Linked DNA regions of Homo sapiens: region 2 is linked to region 1. Evidence: chromatin contacts called from ENCODE Hi-C or POLR2A ChIA-PET data. All regions are on one chromosome and are shown on one strand. The core of a region is the stretch at or near the end of the contact, and the rest is flanking DNA. Distances in the headings are between cores, read along the strand shown.

The links. Hi-C counts contacts between places; a loop is a spot of excess contacts on that map. ChIA-PET counts read pairs that join two places held with the same protein, here RNA polymerase II (POLR2A). Pooled maps may share reads with other maps.
Region 2: a map of natural killer cell shows a loop between it and region 1 (4-fold over the local background). The contact joins two enhancer-like sites. A Hi-C loop is called at or near these places in 10 of 168 maps with a recorded cell type or tissue (B cell, CD14-positive monocyte, CD4-positive, alpha-beta memory T cell and 7 more), 6 of 37 single-sample maps with no recorded cell type and 16 of 50 pooled maps. POLR2A ChIA-PET finds 5 or more read pairs at or near these places in 6 of 52 experiments (CD4-positive, alpha-beta memory T cell, H1, K562 and 3 more).

Annotation. Positions count from the first base shown.
Region 1 is chr9:131,583,161-131,588,704 of GRCh38, forward strand. RAPGEF1 (Rap guanine nucleotide exchange factor 1) reads right to left here. Exons shown (of 27, transcript NM_001377935.1): 21 at 4,782-4,866; 22 at 4,576-4,670; 23 at 1,358-1,436; 24 at 1,151-1,252. Among named protein-coding and RNA genes, the nearest start is that of PRRT1B, 40 kb to the left of the region's middle. Within about 2 kb of position 2,416, at least 7 of the 41 ENCODE cell types and tissues checked have a DNase peak (open chromatin) inside an H3K27ac peak, as active enhancers do; they include B cell, CD14-positive monocyte, CD8-positive, alpha-beta T cell and 1 more, where a contact is called at or near this core.
Region 2 is chr9:131,626,032-131,631,575 of GRCh38, forward strand. RAPGEF1 (Rap guanine nucleotide exchange factor 1) reads right to left here. Exons shown (of 27, transcript NM_001377935.1): 6 at 4,205-4,293; 7 at 3,071-3,223; 8 at 2,518-2,641; 9 at 1,882-2,065; 10 at 1-391. Among named protein-coding and RNA genes, the nearest start is that of PRRT1B, 83 kb to the left of the region's middle. RefSeq lists enhancers at 2,223-2,272, 2,752-3,501. Within about 2 kb of position 2,605, at least 22 of the 41 ENCODE cell types and tissues checked have a DNase peak (open chromatin) inside an H3K27ac peak, as active enhancers do; they include B cell, CD14-positive monocyte, CD8-positive, alpha-beta T cell and 1 more, where a contact is called at or near this core.

The DNA of each region.
Region 1 (5,544 bases), core at 1,166-3,665:
CCCAGGGCTGGGTGGCTTCTCTCCTGCAGGGGTGGGGGGCTCCCACCTAGGAGACTCAGCCAGCCCTGCCCCACTCAGAAGGCCCCTCTCCTGCCTCTTCTCCTGTTACGTGCCTCTCCCTGAAGTGCTGCCTCCTGAGGACCCCCCATGCAGAGGCCGTGTGAATTTCCCACCTCTCCCCATACACTAGCTTACAACCATCCCTGAACATGGGCTTGAACAAGAAGACCCTGGGTGGCCTGGCTGACACCCGGGTCTCTGACATGACCCCTGGGTGGCCTGGGTCACACTCGGGTTCCTGACACGACCCCCAGGTGGCCTGGCTGACGCTCGGGTTCCTGACATGACCTCTGGGTGGTCTGGTCACACTCAGGTCCCTGACACAATCCCTGGGTGGCCTGGCTGAACTTGGGTCCCTGACATGACCCCTGGGTGGCCTGGCTGACACTCAAAAGCCATGGGTTTTGCCCCCATTTGCAATATTATTTCCCTACACAGGATAAAGGTCCAACTCCTCACCAGGCTCCTGAGGCTCTCATGACCTAGAACTGGTCCCCTTCTCCCGGGATGTGGTCCCCTGGCCTCCTCCTGTCCCTGGAGGTGCTGACCCCCACCTGCTCCTGGCTGTGCACTCCTTTGTCCCCTTTGATTCTCTTCCCTTCCCAGGAAACTCCTCCTCCTCTGCAGATGGTGGCATGAGTGACACTTCCTCTGGGCTGGCCCACCTGCCCACCCTTCTTCTTTTAGTGCTTATCTAGCAGAAACTCACCCAACATCATGTTGGGCTGTTCACAGTGCGTCCCCAGCACCTACCGCAGTGCCCGGCCCGAAGCAGACCCTTCAGAAGAACGGGCTGAGGGCGGGCGGGGGAGGCGGGAACCCAGGGATGGGCCTGCTGGGTGGCAGCAGAACACCGGGATGTGACCACCCCAGAACCAACCTCGAAGCTCCCGGGGGCCTGAAGATTGGGGATCAGAGACAGGAAGGCGGGAGGGCAGCTGTTCTGGTCACACAGCATGTCGGTGGCAGAGCAGGGGCCTAGGCCCAGCATTTGCTCCAGTGGGAGCACTTTCTGCCACAGCTAGTCGCCTGAGGGCTGGGCGGCCCCCCTTACCAGCCACCCTCCCGCCCACGCCCCAAGGCCACTCACCTCTGAAGTCTGCTTCTGCCACTCCAGCCTGCGGATGGGCGCCGAGTCCAGGGCAGAGAGGATGGCCAAGTAGGAGTTGAAGTTATTCAGCTTCCGCAAGTGCTGCCGAGAGAGGGGCGGTGCCGTGAGGCAGGAGGGCAGGCGGGTCCCGGGCTCCCAGAGCAGGGACTGATGATGGGGGCCTGGGAAGGACTTGGCCACCATTACCTTCATGATCTTGATGAACTTCAAGAGCAGCCGTTCCCTGTCCTGGGCCTTTTCCTGTAACATGATTATGGACCGGACCCTGCATGGACCAAGGGAAAAAGAAACAGCTGAGTTGACAAGTCCCTGCAGGTCCCAGGGGTCCTGGTGGAGACAGGACCTGTACGACCCCCATGCCAGTGGCCACGAGCCCACCCCTACTGAATACCTGCAGCCTGCCCCAGGCATAGATCTAGTTTCTGCTCTCCAGGAGCTCATAACATCCTGGGACAGAGGCACAAGGAAATCTGGTGACAATAAATCTGGTGACCATAAGGAAATCTGGTGAAGGCCCAAAGGGGGCTTCGAATCTGCAGGTGGAGCATGGGAGGATGAAAGCAGAGCCTTTCCTGACAAGCATGGGCCCCAAGTACCAGGGGGCTGGGCAAGTTCCTTGTGTGATGCAGGACTGGCTCGGGGAGACCCGCTAGCACGTGAGGTAAGAGGTCACCTTGGGCAGCCACGAGGGAAGGAAACTCTCAGAACCTTAGTAGCAACCAAAGCCGAGACCAAAGCCAAAGGCCAGTCTCATCTGTGTGATAAATGCAGCAGGGATGTCACCCTGGCCTCAATTTCCTGTGGTTCACAGGGGCCACTACCAGGGTCACTTGGAGGTGGTGCCGCACTTTGCACTGCTGGTTCTTCTTTTTTATTTAAGAGACAGGGTCTTGATCTGTCACCCAGTGCTGTGAGTATATCTCACTGTAGTCTTGAACTCCTGTTCTCAACTGATCCTTCTGCCCCAGCTTCCCGAGTAGCTGGGACTATAGGTGTGCACCACTGCTCTTGGCTAATTTTAATTTTTTGTAGGGGGGGGGCGTCTCTCTATGTTGTCCAGGCTGGTCTCGAACTCCTGCGCTCAAGTGACCCTCCTGCCTCGGCCTCCCAAAGTCCTGGGATTATAGATGTGAGCCACTGCACTCGCACCTCTGTGCAGCCAGGCCCTGTGGAGTGTGCCCCTGAGCTTCTTGCACCCAGCCAGAGGCTGGTGTCAGAAGCCAGGCTTGGGGCCTTGTGTGCAGCTTCCGTCTGCTTTAGAAACCACATCCTGTTGGGCAAAACCCTACGCTGGACTGCCATAGCTAAACATGCTTTTCCCCAGGATGGAGTGCTTCTGTGGGGAGGAAGATAGGCAAACGGGAGATGATCTCGGGGCCTTTAAAACACATCAGACATTCTCCTGGAGGCAACAGTGGGTGGGTGGGGGTGGCACAGCTGCTGAGCTCTAGGGGGTCCTGCCTGATGCTGAGCTGCTATGGGGGCTTTGTCGCCTCTTGAAGAGACAAGAGCTCTGGTTTATAAACACATTACTGGGATTCATTTTGCTTTAAGAATTAAAGACTAGGCTGGGAGCGGTGGCTCATGCCTGTAATCCCAGCACTTTGGGAGGCTGAGGTGGGTGGATCACGAGGCCAGGAGGTTGAGACCACCCTGGCTAACACGGTGAAACCCTGTCTCTACTAAAAATACAAAAAATTAGCTGGGTGTGGTGGCGAGCACCTGTAGTCCCAGCTACTCTGGAGGCTGAGGCAGGAGAATGGCGTGAACCCGGGAGGTGGAGCTTGAGGGGAGCCAGAGCTTGCAGTGAGCCGAGATTGCGCCACTGCACTCCAGCCTGGGCGGCAGAGCCAGACTCCGTCTCAAACACACACACACGCACGCACACACACACACACACACCTGCAGAGCAAGACTCTGTCTCAAACACACACACACACACACACACACACACCTGCAGAGCCAGACTCCGTCTCAAACACACACACACACACACACCTGCAGAGCAAGACTCCGTCTCAAACACACACACACACACACACCCACCTGCAGAGCGAGACTCCGTCTCAAACACACACACACACACACCTGCAGAGCGAGACTCCGTCTCAAACACACACACACACACACACCTGCAGAGCGAGACTCCGTCTCAAACACACACACACACACCTGCAGAGCGAGACTCCGTCAAACACACACACACACACACACCTGCAGAGCGAGACTCCGTCTCAAACACACACACACACACCTGCAGAGCGAGACTCCGTCTCAAACACACACACACACACACACCTGCAGAGACTCCGTCTCAAACACACACACACACACACACCCCTGCAGAGTGAGACTCCGTCTCAAACACACACACACACCTGCAGAGCGAGACTCCGTCTCACACACACACCTGCAGAGCGAGACTCCGTCTCACACACACACCTGCAGAGCGAGACTCCGTCAAACACACACACACACACACACACCTGCAGAGCGAGACTCCGTCTCAAACACACACACACACACACACACACCTGCAGAGCGAGACTCCGTCTCAAACACACACACACACCTGCAGAGCGAGACTCCGTCTCAAACACACACACACACACCTGCAGAGCGAGACTCCGTCTCAAACACACACACACACACACACCTGCAGAGTGAGACTCCGTCTCAAACACACACACACACACACACACACACACCCCTGCAGAGCGAGACTCCGTCTCAAACACACACACACACACACCTGCAGAGCGAGACTCCGTCTTACACACACACCTGCAGAGCGAGACTCCGTCTCAAACACACACACACACACACACCTGCAGAGCGAGACTCCGTCTCAAACACACACACACACCTGCAGAGCGAGACTCCGTCTCAAACACACACACACACACACACACCTGCAGAGCGAGACTCCATCTCAAACACACACACACACCTGCAGAGCGAGACTCCGTCTCAAACACACACACACACACACACACGAATTAAAGACTAAATGCAAACATTAACGTTATAGAGCCCACTCCTTTGCTAACTGTTCTGTCAGGCAGAGTCAGTGTGAGCATCAGCTTGAGATTGCCTGGCAGTGACCAGGGCAGGAGGGCAAACTCACGCCCTTCCCAACACCACCTATGGCAGACATCGCTCCTCGACCCTGGCACTCTTCCCTGCTGAGCCTCCTCGACCAGGTGGCCACTTCCAGCAAGCCCCATCCTGTCCCTGCCCCTGTCCTCAGCCTGTCAGTGCTCATGGGAACCCCCAGGAGCTTAGCGGAATGAAAGAGGCAGCTCCTTCTCCTACCATTCAAGCTCCCTGCAAAGGAAAACGCAGAGCCCACCCAGACGTGCCACCATCCAGAGCAACAGGGCTTGGCGCTGGGCCTCTCTTACCAGTAGGACATGTTGTTGAAGTGCTCCGTGAACTGGGTCAAGTTGGGGCTCTTCTCCTCATTCTGCTCTTTTGCCCAAAGCAAAACCTCAGGAATCTACAAAAGGAAAGAAGGCAGATGGAGGTGGAGCCCCGGCTTTCCCCTGATGGGGGTTTCTCTCATTCAGGGACAAACAGTGTGGCTCCCCCTGGCAGGAGCAGCCTGTACCTCTATTTTATAGAAGAGCTCAGCATCCAGCAGCGTTAGCTGCTCCGCTATCTCATGGCTGTGAAAGTCGTGCAAGGTCCCCGGCCTGGAAGACAGAGGTGTGAGAAGAGCCGTCAGGGGTGGGGAGGCCGGTGGGGAGGGCTGAGCAGGCCCGGGCTGCGGGCGTCAGAGCAGGAGAGCCTCTCTGCCCAGCAGGAGCGTGGAGGCTACAGGGCGGGGAAGCCCCAAAAGGCTCCCTGGGGCCCTAATGGCCTCCTGCCTCTCTCCGGGACGACACTGTCTGCCTTTCTCTCCTGCTTCTGCTGGGTATGTCCAGCAGCTTCTGGAATCAGAAGCCTGAGTTTCCCTCGTGAGCTCATGGACAGTTGAGATGCCAAGAAGGCTCGCTCACGGCTGGAGCCCACTTCCAGGTGGCCAGCAAGAACAGAGATGGTGCCAAAGAAACGAAGGCTATGCGCTCACTGGAAGGAGCCCACTACTCAACAGACATGTATAGGTGCAAATGACACTCACCGTCGGTGTCGAGGGGACGGGCCACAGACTGGCATCAACCACTGCCATGTTCGTGCTGGGACAACCCAGAACTGACCACAGCCCAGGGTGTGTGCACTCCTGCCCTGTCCTATGAAGCCCCATGCCCTGCTGCCCGCTTCCTGGTCACAAAGGGATCACCACCCAATATGTGCCTCCTGGAGAAGAGGCCCAGCCCCCAGGGATCCACGGGGCTGTTCCTGAGGCACCTCATCAAAGGGCCTGTGCAGAA
Region 2 (5,544 bases), core at 1,355-3,854, 43 kb after region 1:
TGAAAGGGCAGAATAGCAGCAAAGGGCGCGTAGGGGACGGATGGGATCGGGGCTGTGCTCTGCAGGTCCTCCCCAGAGATGTTGTCATACTGCGAGGGATGCCGCTCGTAGGACACCCTGCAGCCAGAGCCGTCCGCCGTCTGGGAGGCTGCGCTCCTGCGCTTCTTCTCGGGGAGAGCAGGTGGCGTATCTGTCTGCTGCCCTGGGGCCAGAGGTCCGTCTGGCTGGGGATGGCCGCCAAGAGGCAGCTGGAAAGGAGGGCCAAGAAATGGAGACCCAGACTCCCCCAAAGACTCTGGCAACGGGCTAAGGTTCCAGGCCGTCTGCTGAGGTATCTGGTCTGCGTTAGAGAGGTCTTGCTGGAGGAATTCATAGTCGGGATCATAGTGGTCTGCAGTTACAACAGGGGAAAAAGAGACCCGTTAGCCACAGGCCCTGCAGGAGCAGCCAGCTCCCCCCGCCCGCCTCTCGCCGGCTCGCTCATGGGTGTGTGACAAAGACCTGTCTCCAGGGCTTATTTTATATTCACATGTTATATTCTTCATTCTTCTCCCTGATTATAAAAGCAAACCAGATGGGAATATGGCTGTTTGCTATACTTTTATTTTTTACATTTCTTATTTAAAAAAAAAATACACAACCATTACGGAAACTGTGGCAAATTACATCAAGAAAATAAAAATCACCCACAGTACCATAATCTAACTGTACTTTCTATTTACATTTTGAAGTATTTCCTTAAATGACTTTTTTGCCTATACAATTCCTTTTTGAAAAAGCCTAACTGAGGGCCACGCGGTGGCTCACGCCTGTAATCCCAGCACTCTGTGAGGCCGAGGCGGGCCGATCAGTTGAGGCCAGGAGTTCAATACCAGCCTGGCCAATGTGGCAAAACCCCGTCTCTACTAAAAATACAAAAATTGGCTGGGCACGCTGGCCCACTTTGGGAGGCTGAGGTGGGCAGATCACCTAGAGTTCAAGACCAGCCTGGTCAACATGGTGAAATCCCGTCTCTACTAAAAAGACAAAAAAATTAGCCGGGCGTGGTGGCACACACCTGTAATCCCAGCTGCTTGGGAGGCTGAGGCAGGAGAATCACTTGAACCCGGGAGGCGGAGGTTGCAGTGAGCCCAGATCATGTCACTACACTCCAGCCTGGGTGACAGAGTGAGGCTCTGTCTCAAAAAAAAAAAAAAAAAAAAAAAAAAAAGAAACAATTGAGAATACTATGTAAATGGTCCTGTACTTTTTCTAGTTATCAATATGAGTGATTTTTAATAGCTACAGATTATTCCAGCAAATGAATGTACCATAATTCATCTGATTTCCTACCAATGAAAATCTTGCTATTAATCACTGATTATGCTCCTAGGATACATTCTCAGAAGTGAAAATATCTAGTTCACAGGATACGAACAGCTTCCTGCTCTCTAAGCCCCCTGCCCAGCAGACTCGGAGGGGCCCGCACAGTACACATTCAGCACTGACTAACGAGAAGGCCGGCTCGCGCGGCTCCCTCCCCTTCAGCCTCTGTCAAGTGTTGTCAGGACCCCCACCCCTTTGTTTAAAGCTCTCAACACAAATGGCTCTTAATTTTGGTAAAGAGAGTCAAATTACTCACTGACAGATGAACTAACAGTCACCGCTTGAATATCTAGGCTGTGGTTTTACATTGTGATTTCATTTACATGCTCAACTTCCTTGGGAGGCAGATACTGTTATCCATATTTTGCAGATGAGGAAGCTGAGGCTCAGATTTTAAACAAGTCAGCCAAAGCCACGTAGTCAATGATTGCATGACCTGGGACTCCCACCCAGGACTGTAATGGCCCCAGAGAAGCCACCGAGACACGATGGAACAGGAGGATGGTGGCGGCTCACCTAGTGTTTCACAGCTTGTGTTCCGGGAGCACTGCCCACTGTCCCTGTCCAGAGAGGACAGCTGCTCGTCTGACTTGCTGAGCTTGCCTATGCTGCTGCAGGGGGAGAGGCGGGGCGACTCTCCACCATATGAGTGGCTGCCTCCTGACAGTCGCCTCTGTGCGTAACAGTCAACATCAAAATCCTCAAGTGGAAAAAGAAAAACAAAGCCAAATCACTTCTGAGAAACGGTGGCACAGACCAGGGGTGAGGCAACCGGTGCATTTACTTAGAGAAGGAAATACTGCCAGGCGAACTCAGAAACCACCTCTGACGTCAGTAGTCGAAGGACACATACAGCTGAGAAGCAGCCATCTGGAGTTTGTGGGGGGTGTGGCCAGGGAGGGCCCTGGGGCTGGACTCACCTATCCCCAGGAGACGCCCTTTGGCTCTGCCCTCCCTGCCCTGACCCTTATCCCCATATGGGAACTTGGACCGTGTCCTGGAGAGAGAGGGATGGGTACAAGGTCTCGCACTCCTCGATGTGACAAACACCAGCGCCTGAAGACCATGGGTTTCTTTCAGCTTCAGGAGCCACATCCCTGAGCCCCCCACCCCCTCCCTGCCTTCCCATGCAGGGAACAGGGGCTGCATTACCTGCCTATTGATTCCAACAGGCAAACTGGAGCCACTGGTGGCTCGGCTCATGGGGGCCACCACAGCCACTCGGGTAGGGGACGGCGCCGACTGTCTTTTCTTGGGTGGCAATGCTGGTGGAGGACTGAAACAGACCGAAACGTCCAGGCAGACCAAACCACACTCACCAAAGCTCTTCAGCGTGATATTGGGGTACAGGATGTGGGGTTCTTTCATTACTAGACTCTCCACACCCAATGTTCACACTTCAACTCCTGCCTACTCCCCTCCGCCAAAATAAAACCTGTAAATACCAAATGAACAAAAAAGAACAACCCTTTCTTTTTCTTTCATAATAAATCATACCATGTCTCCCTGGGCTGAGGGCACAAGGAGGCCTTCAGGAGAGCTCAGGGTGGCCAGCGAGGGCCGGCGGGGTGGGGACAGCTCCAGAGTCAGCCTCCCAAGGGGGGCCAAGCCCTCAGCGCTGAGGGGAAAGGGCCCGAGCCCTGTCTTCCTCCCTTTCTTTCTCATTCTGCCATGGGAGGCACTGGACAAATAGGAAGGTAATTACCTATTATCAACCACCCGAATGCCAGGCAGAGGAGGCTTGGGGGGCGCGACCTCTTCATCCGTGGCATCTGGGAGGAGCTCAGTTGACTGTGACATCCCAGTCGTCTTGTTTAGGATCTCTACCTCGCGGTCTGTCAGGGGGAGCTCTGCTGGGCTGGAGAATTGGGAAGAACTTGGGGTTACAGAAGGTCAAAGGCGGGACAGAGCACACACAGGCCCTGAGAGGGTGAGGACGTGACCAGGAAGAACACAGTGGGTGAGGTGGGGCTGAAGAGCAGGCTCCCTGGATATAGAACCCTGGGGTTCTGGTTTGGTTGCTAATGAGCTACTGGAGCTTGGCTGTGCCCCCAACTTTGCACCTCAATTTCCTCATCTGAAAATGATCTAAGGGTTCTCTAAAATGCTCCAGGCCGGGCGCAGTGGCTCACACCTATAATCCCAGCACTTTGGGAGGTCAAGGCGGGCAGATCACTTGAGGTTAGGAGTTTGAGACCAGCTTGGCCAAGATGGTGAAACCCTGTCTCTACTAAAAATACAAAAATTAGCTGGGCATGGTGGCGTGCACCTGTAGTCCCAACTACTTGAAAGGCTGAGGCAAGAGAATTGCTCTAATCTGAGAGGAGGAGGCTGCAATGAGCCCAGATCGCACCACTGCACTCCAGCCTGAGCCACAGAGACTCTGTCTCAAAAACAAAAAAAAAAGCTCCAAATTTATGTTTTATATTTTTACCAGGAGCTTGGAGTAGAGATGAATATAAACCTTTACAACCATCCATGTCATCCTCAGTTTACTCTTGATCAAACAAGAGTGCTCTCAAGTCAAAGCACCCAAACCCAAGCCTTTAAAAGTTCTTTGTCATTATGAAACGAAGCTGCCCAGGAAAAGCACTGGTATGTGTCACTGGATGCGCTCACAGAAGATCCTTGGAAACAGTCATGCTGAAGGGTAAACTTGAGACAGGGCAATACTTCAAGCCTGTGTGAAATATACACACACTGCTAACCACTGAAAAAGGAATATGGGCCTCCAGCAGCCCACCCTCATGCTGCCCACCCCACCGGGCCCTATCCTTGTCAAGTGCAGACTTTGCCACTGAGCGTGACACCCGCGACACGAGGGTTAGTCAGCACCTACCCATCAGGCTTGCTGGCAGGGGAACTGGGCTTCACGGGGCTCGTCGGAGACGGACGTCCCTGCTTCTCGATGGTGAGCCTGACCAGCTCCTACCCCCACAAGAAAAAGGCAATGAGCAAAGCTCCCGTCACCACTGAGTTTCCACCAGAAGGCAGGCAGGTGCTGTCTGTCCTCTGCTGCTGAGTCTCATTTCTGTGCCTACAGATTCCCCACGCACCATAAACGCAAGTATCACTTGCCTTAGGTAATCTGCATGACTTCCCAAATGTCCCCTGCCCTCCAAAAATACCTTCATGGCATGTCAAGTTTCAAATGCGTAAAGGCACTTCCTCTTGGAAGGGGAAATGGCAAACCCCAGCCTCTCAAAATGATTGTTTATCACACAAATTAAAATACTCATCAGAACAGGTTCCCAGTCAGTTTGTTGGGGAATAACTCTGTTCCTAGTTCTCTAAAGCCATTAGATCATATGCACGATGATGGCATGGGTGGTTTCCCAAGGCGAGCTGGCCACAGGTGTGGTGGAGCTGCTAGCTGGTGGGGGTGGGGTGAGGGCTGGCTGGGATCCTTGTCAATGGAGAGGGAGTTAAGGGGAGATAACCCAGCAAAGAAATCACTTTAGAACCATTAACTGAGAAAAACAGAAAAGAAAAATAGCCTTTTTCAAATCGTAGCAAAAGAAAAAAAAGGGAAGACATAAGTGCCCATGTGTTTTTTTTTTTAAATTAGAATGCATTTTTTCCCAGTTTGATGAGTTTTGACAACTGCATATACCCAAGTAAGCGCCACTAAAAACACAAAGAACATTTCTATCACCGTCTCCAGCCAATCTGCCCCGCCCCAACTGTTTAACTTCTATTATCATAGATTACTTTTGCCTGTCCTAGAACTTGATATAAATGGAACCATATCATACATACACTTTTGTGTCAACCTTCTTTTTAAAAACAGCTTTATGGATATATAACTCATATGCCATTAAATTCACCCATTTAAAGTGTACGATTCAGTGGTTTTTAGTCTGTTCACAGAGTTGTGTGACCATCAACACAATCAATTTTAGGACTTCTCATCACCCCATAAGGAAGCTCCGCATTCCCCTCGACCCCCAGCCCCTGGCAGCTGCCAATCCATTTCCTGTCCGCACATCTTTGCCTGCTCCGTCCCCCGAGCTCAGCGTCAACAGCTGTGCTTCGTGTGGGCGAGGCGCCTGCTGCTCGCTGCCAGCAGTGTTCCCACTCGTGGATGCACCACAGCTTCTCCCTCCACCTTCCTGTTGCTGGACATCTGGCCTGGCCAGGGCCTGCATGTGTGTGATGAGGGGCTTCCAGGCTTTCAGC